Regions from separate parts of the Homo sapiens genome. Here region 1 is linked to region 2. The links are chromatin contacts, found by Hi-C or POLR2A ChIA-PET in ENCODE. All regions are on one chromosome and are shown on one strand. Each heading gives the region's core, a stretch centred on a gene start or an enhancer-like site at or near the end of the contact. The rest is flanking DNA. Distances are from core to core; before and after follow the strand shown.

Region 1 (4,929 bases), core at 11-2,510, 530 kb before region 2:
TAGCTTGTGCTTTTGGTGTCATGTCTAAGAAACCATTGCCTAATCCAAGATCGGAAAGATTTATCCCTATGTTTTCTTCTAAGAGTTTAATGTATTAGTTCTTACATTTAGGTCTTTGATTCTTTTGAGTTGATTTTGGTATATGCCATGAGGTCACAGTCATAGTTTATGGAATGCGGCCCTAAACTTAAGCTCTAGTTGTTGGTCTGCTTTGGTTATGCTGAAAAGTTGCAGCATAAATACTTTTCGCAGGGATCCCTCCTCCACAATGCTGCCACTCCACCCTGCAGGACTCTAAGTCCAGCCTCTCTTGGCCCTGAATGATTGAGAACTCTGGAACAAAGACCTTGGCAATAATGTTTTTATATCCATTTCATTTTTCCTCATTGGTCATAACGGCTTTATTCTTTCTCACTTATCCACCCCACAACATAATTTATGTTAGGTGGAAAATTGCCCCTAACTTTAGTAAGCCTCTTTGGGGTGGGAAAATCCTCACCTGTATGGAGGCATTGCCCCTTGATTCTTGGTTTCTGAACCACATTCCTGCAGAGTGGTGCCCTGCGGGAATCTTGGTATTATACTTTAAGGCAACTTCCTTCCCATTTAAGAAATTAAAAAGATTTAGACAAAGAAAAATGACAGAGTGGTGTTGAGGAGTGGTGTTGGCAAAGCTTGTAGTCTTCACAGTATGGGAAGGGAAAAATAGTTTTAGGCTCTTTCCCTATTTGCCAGGCCAGTCATTAAGTGACAAGCTTTTCCTGGTTTTTCCTTTTTTTTTTTTGAGAAGTTTTGCTCCCACGCCCAGTCTGGAGTGCAGTGGCGCGATCTCGGCCCACCCCAACCTCCACCTCTTGGGTTCAAGCAATTATCCTGCCTCAGCCTTCCGAGTAGCTGGGATTACAGGCGCGCGCCACTGCACCTGGCTACATTTTTGTATTTTTAGTGGACACGGGGTTTCACCATGTTGGCCAGGCTGGTCTTCAACTCCTGACCTCAGGTAATCTGCCACCTTGGCCTCCCAGCATGCTAGGATTACAGGCGTGAGCTACTGCACCAGGCTGGTTTTTCCATGTTGACAAATGATTTTTGCTTTTCAGTGGGAACAAAAAGAAGAACAAAAGCAAACAGCCCCAGACTGTTTAGAAGGATCCCCTTGGCTTGCCCTGTGTGTAAACGACACCGAGATTTTCTGTATAATCAGAGATTCTCAAGAGTTTCAGTTCCCCTTGCTGTTTAAATTAGCAGGACTTGAATTCCTAGAACAAATATGCCTAGCATTGTGGCAGGACTGGAGTTCCTGGTTTAGCTACTTATATTTTAAACCTCCTTCCCTTATTTTTTGGACATAGAAAGGTAGAAGATATAATACTATCAATTTTTTTGAAGTGGTGGGCATTATTTTGTAAATTAAAAATGTTAGATGTAATGTAGTTAAAGGTTCTTATCACTTGACTGCTGAGCACAAGAAAAGCCCAAACCAGGCTACTTGTTGTAGGTCCTCTGGTTTCAGAATGATTTATGCTCACTTTACTAGCACATATTTAGTTGCCTTGAACCTTCTCAACTGTAGCTTCCTCTTACAGAACACAGTGCCCCACAAGGAGACTTTGAATCTGTGATCTCCTCCCAGGTTTTAGCCGAAGCCCACAACCCACTGAGCATGTGAAGCAAGGGCCATTGGTGGATGGGTCTTATGTCCATATGCAGGTTGAATATTCCTAATCTGAAAATCTAAAATCCTAAATGCTCCAAAATCTGAAACTTCTTGAGTGGCAACATGATGCTCAAAGGAAATGCTCAGTGGAGGGTTTTGGATTTTTGGATTAGGGATGCTTAACTGGTAAGTTTAATGCAAATGTTCCAAAATCTGAAAAAATCCAAAGTCCAAAATGCTTCTGGTTCCAATCATTTTGGATAAGGGATAGTCAGTCTGCACTTGATATACCTCTAGAGGCTGTGAAATCTTAGGCAGTTCAAAAGTCATGTTGTTTGGCTGGGTGCAGTGGCTCACGCCTGTAATCCCAGCACCTTGGGAGGCCGAGGCGGGCAGATCACCTGAGGTTGGGAGTTCGAGACCAGCCTGACCAACATGGAGAAACCCCATCTCTACTAAAAATACAAAATTAGCTGGGCGTGGTGGCGCATGCCTGTAATCCCAGCTACTCGGGAGGCTGAGGCAGGAGAATAGCTTGAACCCGGGAGGCGGAGGTTGCAGTGGGCCGAGATTGCACCACTGCACTCCAGCCTGGGCAACAAGAGTGAAACTCTGTCTGAAAAAAAAAAAAAAAGTCATGTTGTTTTAACTATTCATTGCCATTTGTTGGTTGGGCCTCTTCAACCATTGTGATCCAATCCTAGTTCAATCCCTTGTTGAATTCAAGTATTGAGGTCTTAGGATGAATGAACAAGGCTTTGGGCTGGCACATAAAGGTGGGACACCCACAGGTCCTGCTCTTTGGGAGTTTGGGTAAGTGTATTTTATTCCCGAGATGCACTTGTAAAAATATACATGGTAGGCCATAGGTGGTCTCACAGTTTGTCTGTAGTAGTACAGTTACTGTTTGATTCAGGGGAGTGAGAGGTGAGTCTGTTTCAGAGCAGGTGCCTGGGGGACAACCTGGAGAGGAAGGTTGAGCCTGCAGGGCTTTGGATGTGTGAAGGTAATGATTCCCAGTAGTGTTTTGTATTATTTCAAAGTACTTCTATACCATTGTTACCTCCCACCAGGTCTCATCTGCTTCTGTCAGTAGGTTGGCCATGTCCCCATTTCACAGATGAGGAAACTTGGCTTTGAGAGTGTGGCTTGGTGCAACTGAGATTTGGGTCTAGATCGTATGAGTCGATTCCACTATACATTTTCTAGGAAGTGGTAGTAGCGTGAACAAAAAAGCTGAAGAGGACGGACTCAGGTAGCATGGTGAGTTCTTTGGGACTGGGGAGGGGAAGGGTGAAAAGTGCAGAAAGGGATGAGGGGGTTGTACAGTGACAAGGTTTGTCCAGACAAGTTGCGAGAGTGCCCGGGAAGACTGAAACCCTCACGGGGTGTGTGTGTGTGTGTGTGTGTGTGTGTGTGTGTAAACAGCTCTTTTGAGGAATAGCTGATGTATAATCTGCACATATTTAGAATGTACAGTTTGGTAAGTTTTGACATGGGTATGCTTGTGAAACATCACCACGCTCGAGAACGAACATTATTCATCACCCTGAAAAGTTTACTCCTGCCCCCAAGAAGGGCTTTTTAAAAAAAATTTTTTATTTTGAAATTTTTTCAAGTGGTAAGTTTGAAGAATAAAAAAAAACTTTTATGTACCCGTTACCCAGATTCACCAGTTTTTGACATTTTGATAATTTGCTTGCATCCTTTATGTATGTATATATGTATACATGTGTATATGTCTGTATTTGTAGGTACATAGATTTGTGCACACACACACGGTTCCCCTGCCAACCCAGTCAAGGGTAGCTTTTATGAGTGATGCTGCTGTATTCCTTAATGCTTCAATGTGTATTTCCAGAGAACAAGAATAGTCTATTATGGATCTGTAGTACAGCATTCACATTCAGGAAAGTTACTGTTGTTTGTTTGTTTTTTTTTTTTTTTAGCCGGAGTATCACTCTGTTGCCCAGGCTGGAGTGCAATGGCGCGATCTTGGCTCACTGCAACCTCTGCCTCCCGGGTTCAAGCGATTCTCCTGTCTCAGCTTCCCGAGTAGCTGGGATTACAGACGCCTGCCACCATGCCTGGCTAATTTTGGTGTTTTTAGTAGAGATGGGGTTTCACCATGCTGGCCAGGCTGGTCTCGAACTCCCGACCTCAGATGACCTGCCCACCTTGGCTTCCCAAAGTGCTGGGATTACAGGCATGAGCCACCACGCTTGGCCAGGAAAGTTATTGTTAATACAGTATTTTTTATTTCATGTTCCAGTTTTGTCAGTCTCCTAATAATCTCCTTAGTAGCAAGGACATTTTTCTCCTCATACAGAATCCAGTACAGGGTTATACAGTGCATTTGAGCATTACCTTTCTTGAGTTACCTTTGCTTTGAACATTTCCTCAGCATTTCTCAGTCTTTCATGCCATTGACACCTTGGAAGAAGCCAGACCAACTATTTTTAAAGTGTCCAAGGGTTTTGAGGTTTTAGCAGGTGTGTGAATGTGATCTATCTGGGTTTGGGAAAAATGAACAGTTGTGAGTGAGGTGGATACAGGTGGTGGGGAGGAAGTTGGAGGCAGTGGACTTTGTGCTCTGATTCCCACAGGCTTAGGTTGGTGGAAGCCGTGGTTGGGGGAATTGTTGGTAAAATTGCTTGGATAGGGATGGACCTGGAAAAGAAGCAAAGGTGATTGCAGTGTTCTAATGCTTGTGTTCTGGAAAATTAAATAAAGAGCAGGGAGGTTTAAAGATAAAACTGGGAAAGGGCTGTTGTATGTCCAGGAATTGTTATGCATACATTTCTTCTTTCTGCACACTGTGATAGCCCTGATGGTAACTACTTAGAAAAAGGTTGTGAAATTTTAGGAGTTTGGGACCCAGTGGCCAGACTGAAATTCAGTGCATGTAGGGCAGTTGCCAATAAAGTCACCCTTGGGTACTTGTTCATAGCTTTAGATGGAGGAATGTTTGTTCTCTAGCTTTAAGGAATTGAGACTGGTATCATCGGGGCAGTGTCTGATGGACCTAGTTTAGGGAAGTTCATGGGCCAGTGTCTTTGCAAGTGAAACTAGGCATCTTTCCCCAATGAGAGAGCATATGGAGACGTTCACTTTAAGGACGGGTTTTGAAAGGGGAGGTATTGGTGGAACTTACCAACTTTGTTATGTAGCCTAGTTATCATTTCTGTAGGTGTGTAACAGTTTATCAAGTGCAAGGAGTTACCTCTGAATCTTCTATATAGGAAAGAAAATTTAGGCATGTTTAGTAACAT
Region 2 (4,799 bases), core at 1,513-4,012:
GGGGGCTGGTCTCCACTCTGATGTGCCTAATTTGGCTTGCAAGTATTTGTAAGAAAACATTTTTTGAACTAATTTCTAATGTTTGAAGAGGATATTTCCTCCCTAAAAGTTCAGATTTCTGGATTCTCTTAAACTTTGCACACCTGATGGCACTGGGCCTCCTTTCCCCTGAGCATAGTCGTCGTTCAGAGGTGGGTAGCAGCCAGCCAGCCTTCTTCAGTTGAGCACTTCCTTAGCGCTAGTTCCTTTCTGGCCTGCCTTGGTCATGTATGTTACCTCTCTGACATCTGCTATCATTTGACTTTGCACTCACTGATAGAGACAGAATGAGGGAGCAGATGTGGAGGAGAAATGGAAGAAGTTATTCATTAAGCCAGGGCTAGGAAGAGCGCTAAGGAAGAAGTTCTAAGGATGAGAACCCAGCAATGTCATTGAGTTTGATAAGGAGGAGATCATTGATGGCTTCCGTGAGTCCAAAAGTCAGATGGCAAGAGAGTGAAGAAGCTGATGATGGTTATGTAGGGTATAAGAGATCCACAGAACTGAGTCATGAAATGCAGAAGAGAGGTATGACAGTTTCAGAGATGTAAAATAGTGACCATTGATAATGTCTTCAGAATGAGACCCATGAAAGAAGGTTAACAAAGAAGGCCATGCTTATGATATGAAGGAAAAATAGATGTTGTCCAAAAGGGAGGTGGCATATCTATGACAAAATACATATGGTGGGATGGAGCATTCTGATTAGACGTGGGGAAGATTAGTTTTCCAGAGCTAGAGAGGGTTCATCTGTCTCCTCTGAGATTTGTAGACTCTGATGGCATTTTGTCCATGTTTTAGTTTTCCTTTTAAAATGGAGGGAACCTGAAAAGATTTGATTCACCATTGATAGCAGTAAGTTCCATTAAAAAAAGATCCCCACGATAGTTTCTTTTGCTGAATATTGTCCTGTGGCACTGTTTCCTTTTCTTGGTGCCCTTAGGAAGATCACACATGAAATTAGCACCTCAAATTTACATAAATAAATTTGATTTACTGAAAATACTATGTAATAGCCATTAAACATCATTTGTGTAGCCTGCTTGTAATCACTGCGAATTATCACTTCTGTTTATGAAATCCACGTGCCTCAACCCACAACTACTGAGACGTTACCTCCTTCAAGACCTCGAGTAGACTTGGTTCATGTTCTACTTCCTTACCTTCCTAGGATTCTTACTAAATATACCCACTTCTGTCTTCCTCAAGCTCCCAGACTGGAAATATTAGCTATTGAATAAATACATAATTATTCATCGGGGCTGAATCTTCACACATAGCCGTGACCAGCACTTGATCTTCTCATATAGCCGTGACCAGCACTTGAAGGAAGCCAGGACAATTCTTTTAGATTCTCTTCCTTGAAATGCCACCTCTTCCTTCCTCTGTGGCCTCATGCTCCTCAATTCCTGCTTTTTTGAAAGCCATAAGCCAGGCAGTAATGTTTGCCTCCTTGGCTTGATCTCTGCCTGAAGCACCCAAATGCCCCTCTGAATTTAGCAAGAGAAGAGACTTGGCTCCCTGCGCTGGTGGCTGCTATCTTGTTTCTACTCCCCAACTCTGATATTCCCCTAATCCCATCTTGCAACTTGGCTACTTTTCCCAGTATAAACACTTTTCCGTATGACAACTCCCACAACGCCCAGCTAGGGAGTTTCTCTGTTTACAGTTTGCAATGGGTTCATTATATTTACTTGATGGGGAAGGTTTCAATTACACCTCAGCCAGCTCATCCTCTTTAATTCATACTCCCACTACCTGCTCTTGTTACCTATCCTTCTAAATATTAGTCACCTATGTGAAGATAATAAAAAGATCCTTCTGGGTTATCTCCAATTGTATGTCTCTTTTCAAATAACGACTGATTGCCTGAAAAAAAAAATTAAAGTCTGAAGGCAGTGAGCGATTTGTAGAATGTGCAGCATCCACATTCATTGGAGCTGGAGAGATCTTGGAGAAAATTTAATCTAAATTCTTACTTTCCAGATGAGGCCTGGGGCAGAGAAGGGATTTACTCCAGATCATTTTATTCATTAATGGAAGATCTCCCGCCTTCCCACACAAGACTCCACACATGCACGATTCTTTTCTGGTTTTTTATTTCTGCTATGACAACACAGTCATATCTATGTAGTCCTATCTACATACAATGTAGTCGTGTGTGTGTGTGTGTGTGTGTGTGTGTATACACGTATGTACCAGGAGAATGGTTCCCAAACCTGTCTGAATCATCAGAATCATCTGAGATTCTTTTTAAAAAGACAGTAGCGAGAGTTTCTATCATATGTCCTGAAACAGTCTCTGAGGCTGGGCCCAGGAGTCCAAGGTCTGGCCTTGGGGTTGCTGCTTGATAAAGTTCCCTTGCCCTCCCAGCCTCTTTTTCCCCTCCCATAAGGCACTGCATTTTTCAAGATTGGCCGCAGATTTCATAACATCATTATCAATGTGAAAGGGACCCTTGGTGGGTTTCCTATGTTGTCATGGAAGAGCCCAGCATCCACAACAAGAGAGGCGTGCATGAGGCAGCCTGCGGCCCCAAAGGCAAGGCCCTGTAACTTTAAGCAGAGCTTAGCAAGCCTAGTAACTGGCTTTGTTTGTGTGTCTACGTGGAGGAGGAGACCAGCTTGTGAGCAGTACCTGGAGCCCGTGGGCGTACTCTGGGGAAGCTGCTGCATGAGTCAGGCCTGCAGAGGGTTGGGGACTGGAGTCCTTGACGCACTCAGCAATGATTCAGGGGCACAGCCGAGACCTCGGCATGCCAGGTTAAGCGGGTAAGCCACTCTCCCTGCCAGAGTGGGCCCTGGATGCATGGTAGGGAGCCATCTTAACTTGAACAGCTGTGTAATCACCAGTACCAGTAAAAGAGAGGGGACATGAGACAGTTTTCTCCTGGAACCTCCCCTGGAGTGTGAACACAAGGGAGTGGAATTGTGGGGTCAAATGGTCCAGGAGACCTGCTCCCAGTGAATAAACAAATTCACTAAGGCGTTAGCTCTAGAAAGATTTTATAACTTAGCTGGGTGTATTTGAGGGTGTTATCCATCAGCCAGATACAAGAGGTGGGGAATCTAAATACCTGCATGTGTTTTGGGGGTTGAATAAGTCCCCTCTGTTGTCGATGACTTGGGACAGTCCTAGGTGAAAGAGGTGAGGTTGATCAGTGACATTCAGGCTGCTTCTAGCCCCGCTATGCACTATGTACATATCCGAACTGAGTTCAGGTACTCTTTCTTCTTGATCCCTCTGAGGGTGAAATATTGGTCTCTTTGACCCTACAGTTGCCCAAAGTGGGGCAGTGCTCATAAATATTCACTCTCTTCTGATTTTATGGCTGATTGTACCCAAAACCTTGCTGTCTGGCAGGACAACTAGAGGCTGAGGCATAAGAGAAGAAACAGTGTGTCACTCTGATTTTTTCTGGCATCATTTTTACTCAGAGTTGGAAAGTGCCTCTCCTGCCACACACCTGTGAATCATTTAGAAACCAGGACTCACAGAACAGAGGGCGGACTTCATGCATAACCAAAAAGTTTCCTGGAGGCCGATAAGCTGATACAGCCAGAACAATTGTCTCTTTCCAGGTAGACAAAGGAGTGCAAGGCATATGACCTTTACGTATTTTTGTTTGTTTCTTTTTACCTTGGATCCTTTAGCCATTCTTGTTGGAGAGCCAGTTCTGGGAGAGGGAGTTTTTGACTAAGCAGCCAGTCCATGTTGAAACAAGCATTGTGGGGCAAGTGAGCTGAGCCCCATGGTGGAATGACAGCTACAAGTTAGTGGCATGGCCCCTTGGCAGTGCTGCCTGTCAGTTTCTCCACCACCCAGGCACAGGTGGGAGCAGCAGGTGTGGGCTCATTGAGTTACAAGGAAGCATGACCCATGATAACCAGGTCACATAATAAGGGCTGGTTTATTGCAAGAAGCAAGGGGTAATGAAGAAGGAAGTTCTCTCATAAGAAACTGCTGTGTGGTTAGTCCACACAGAGACTAGAGCTGGAGGCAGTGAGGCTCTAGGGACCTTGGCACTTGGGGGCGGTGAATCCCATGCTCTGCCATTAAAGTGGCTTGGCCAACCCTGGCTCTGGTTATTCTTGATGTATGTGCTTTAGCTTCTCCTCTCACCACCATGACTTAACACAACTTCTCTACACTTAATCTTCTGCTCAATGGTAGTTTCCACTTTCTCACAATTTTGGCTTACTCTACACTTCAGCTAACTCAAGGCTACTCGTGCACTCTTTCAACCTCAGCCCCTGATAGCAGCTTGAGTCTCTGTGTATTTTCCAATTCAAAGTCCTGTGAGTGAGAATATGATTGGTCCAGTGAATTCCTGGTAGTGCTCAGCTCTTTACAGTAGATCTCCCGGTAAGCCTGGACAGGCATCCCTGAGGCAGGTGTCTACTTCCAGACCAATCAGATGAGGACAGATGTAATAGGGGTCCATCGAGAACTGCCATTTCAGCAGTGGCCCTGGGTGGGACAGTGTCCCTTAGAAAGGGCTGCGGATGTGTTCTGACCATGTTGTACTACAAGCAGTCAAGAGTGAAAAACACTTCCATTAAAGGGAAAACCAACAGTTCTAATCACAGGCAAATGTCATAAATTGGGATATTGTCACTAGGTACTTAAAATATGGAGAAAATTTGATGTGGCCTAATAAACTATGCATAGGATAAAATATAATGTTGCTGAAAGCAATAATAAATTAAGGCTGGGCATGGTGGCTCACGCCAGTAATCCTAGCACTTTGGGAGGCTGAG

Evidence for each region. A loop is a pair of places that touch in the nucleus more often than their neighbours do. ChIA-PET counts read pairs that join two places held with the same protein, here RNA polymerase II (POLR2A). Pooled maps may share reads with other maps.
Region 1: a pooled map shows a loop between it and region 2 (2.5-fold over the local background). The contact joins two enhancer-like sites. A Hi-C loop is called at or near these places in 2 of 50 pooled maps. POLR2A ChIA-PET finds 5 or more read pairs at or near these places in 2 of 52 experiments (CD4-positive, alpha-beta T cell and activated CD4-positive, alpha-beta T cell).

What each region holds. Positions count from the first base shown.
Region 1 is chr13:40,626,507-40,631,435 of GRCh38, reverse strand. The region is part of intron 1 of FOXO1 (forkhead box O1); the gene reads left to right. Among named protein-coding and RNA genes, the nearest start is that of FOXO1, 38 kb to the left of the region's middle. RefSeq lists an enhancer at 1,253-1,352. Within about 2 kb of position 1,260, at least 3 of the 41 ENCODE cell types and tissues checked have a DNase peak (open chromatin) inside an H3K27ac peak, as active enhancers do.
Region 2 is chr13:40,100,979-40,105,777 of GRCh38, reverse strand. The region is part of intron 3 of LOC124903162; the gene reads left to right. Among named protein-coding and RNA genes, the nearest start is that of LINC00332, 78 kb to the left of the region's middle. Within about 2 kb of position 2,762, at least 4 of the 41 ENCODE cell types and tissues checked have a DNase peak (open chromatin) inside an H3K27ac peak, as active enhancers do.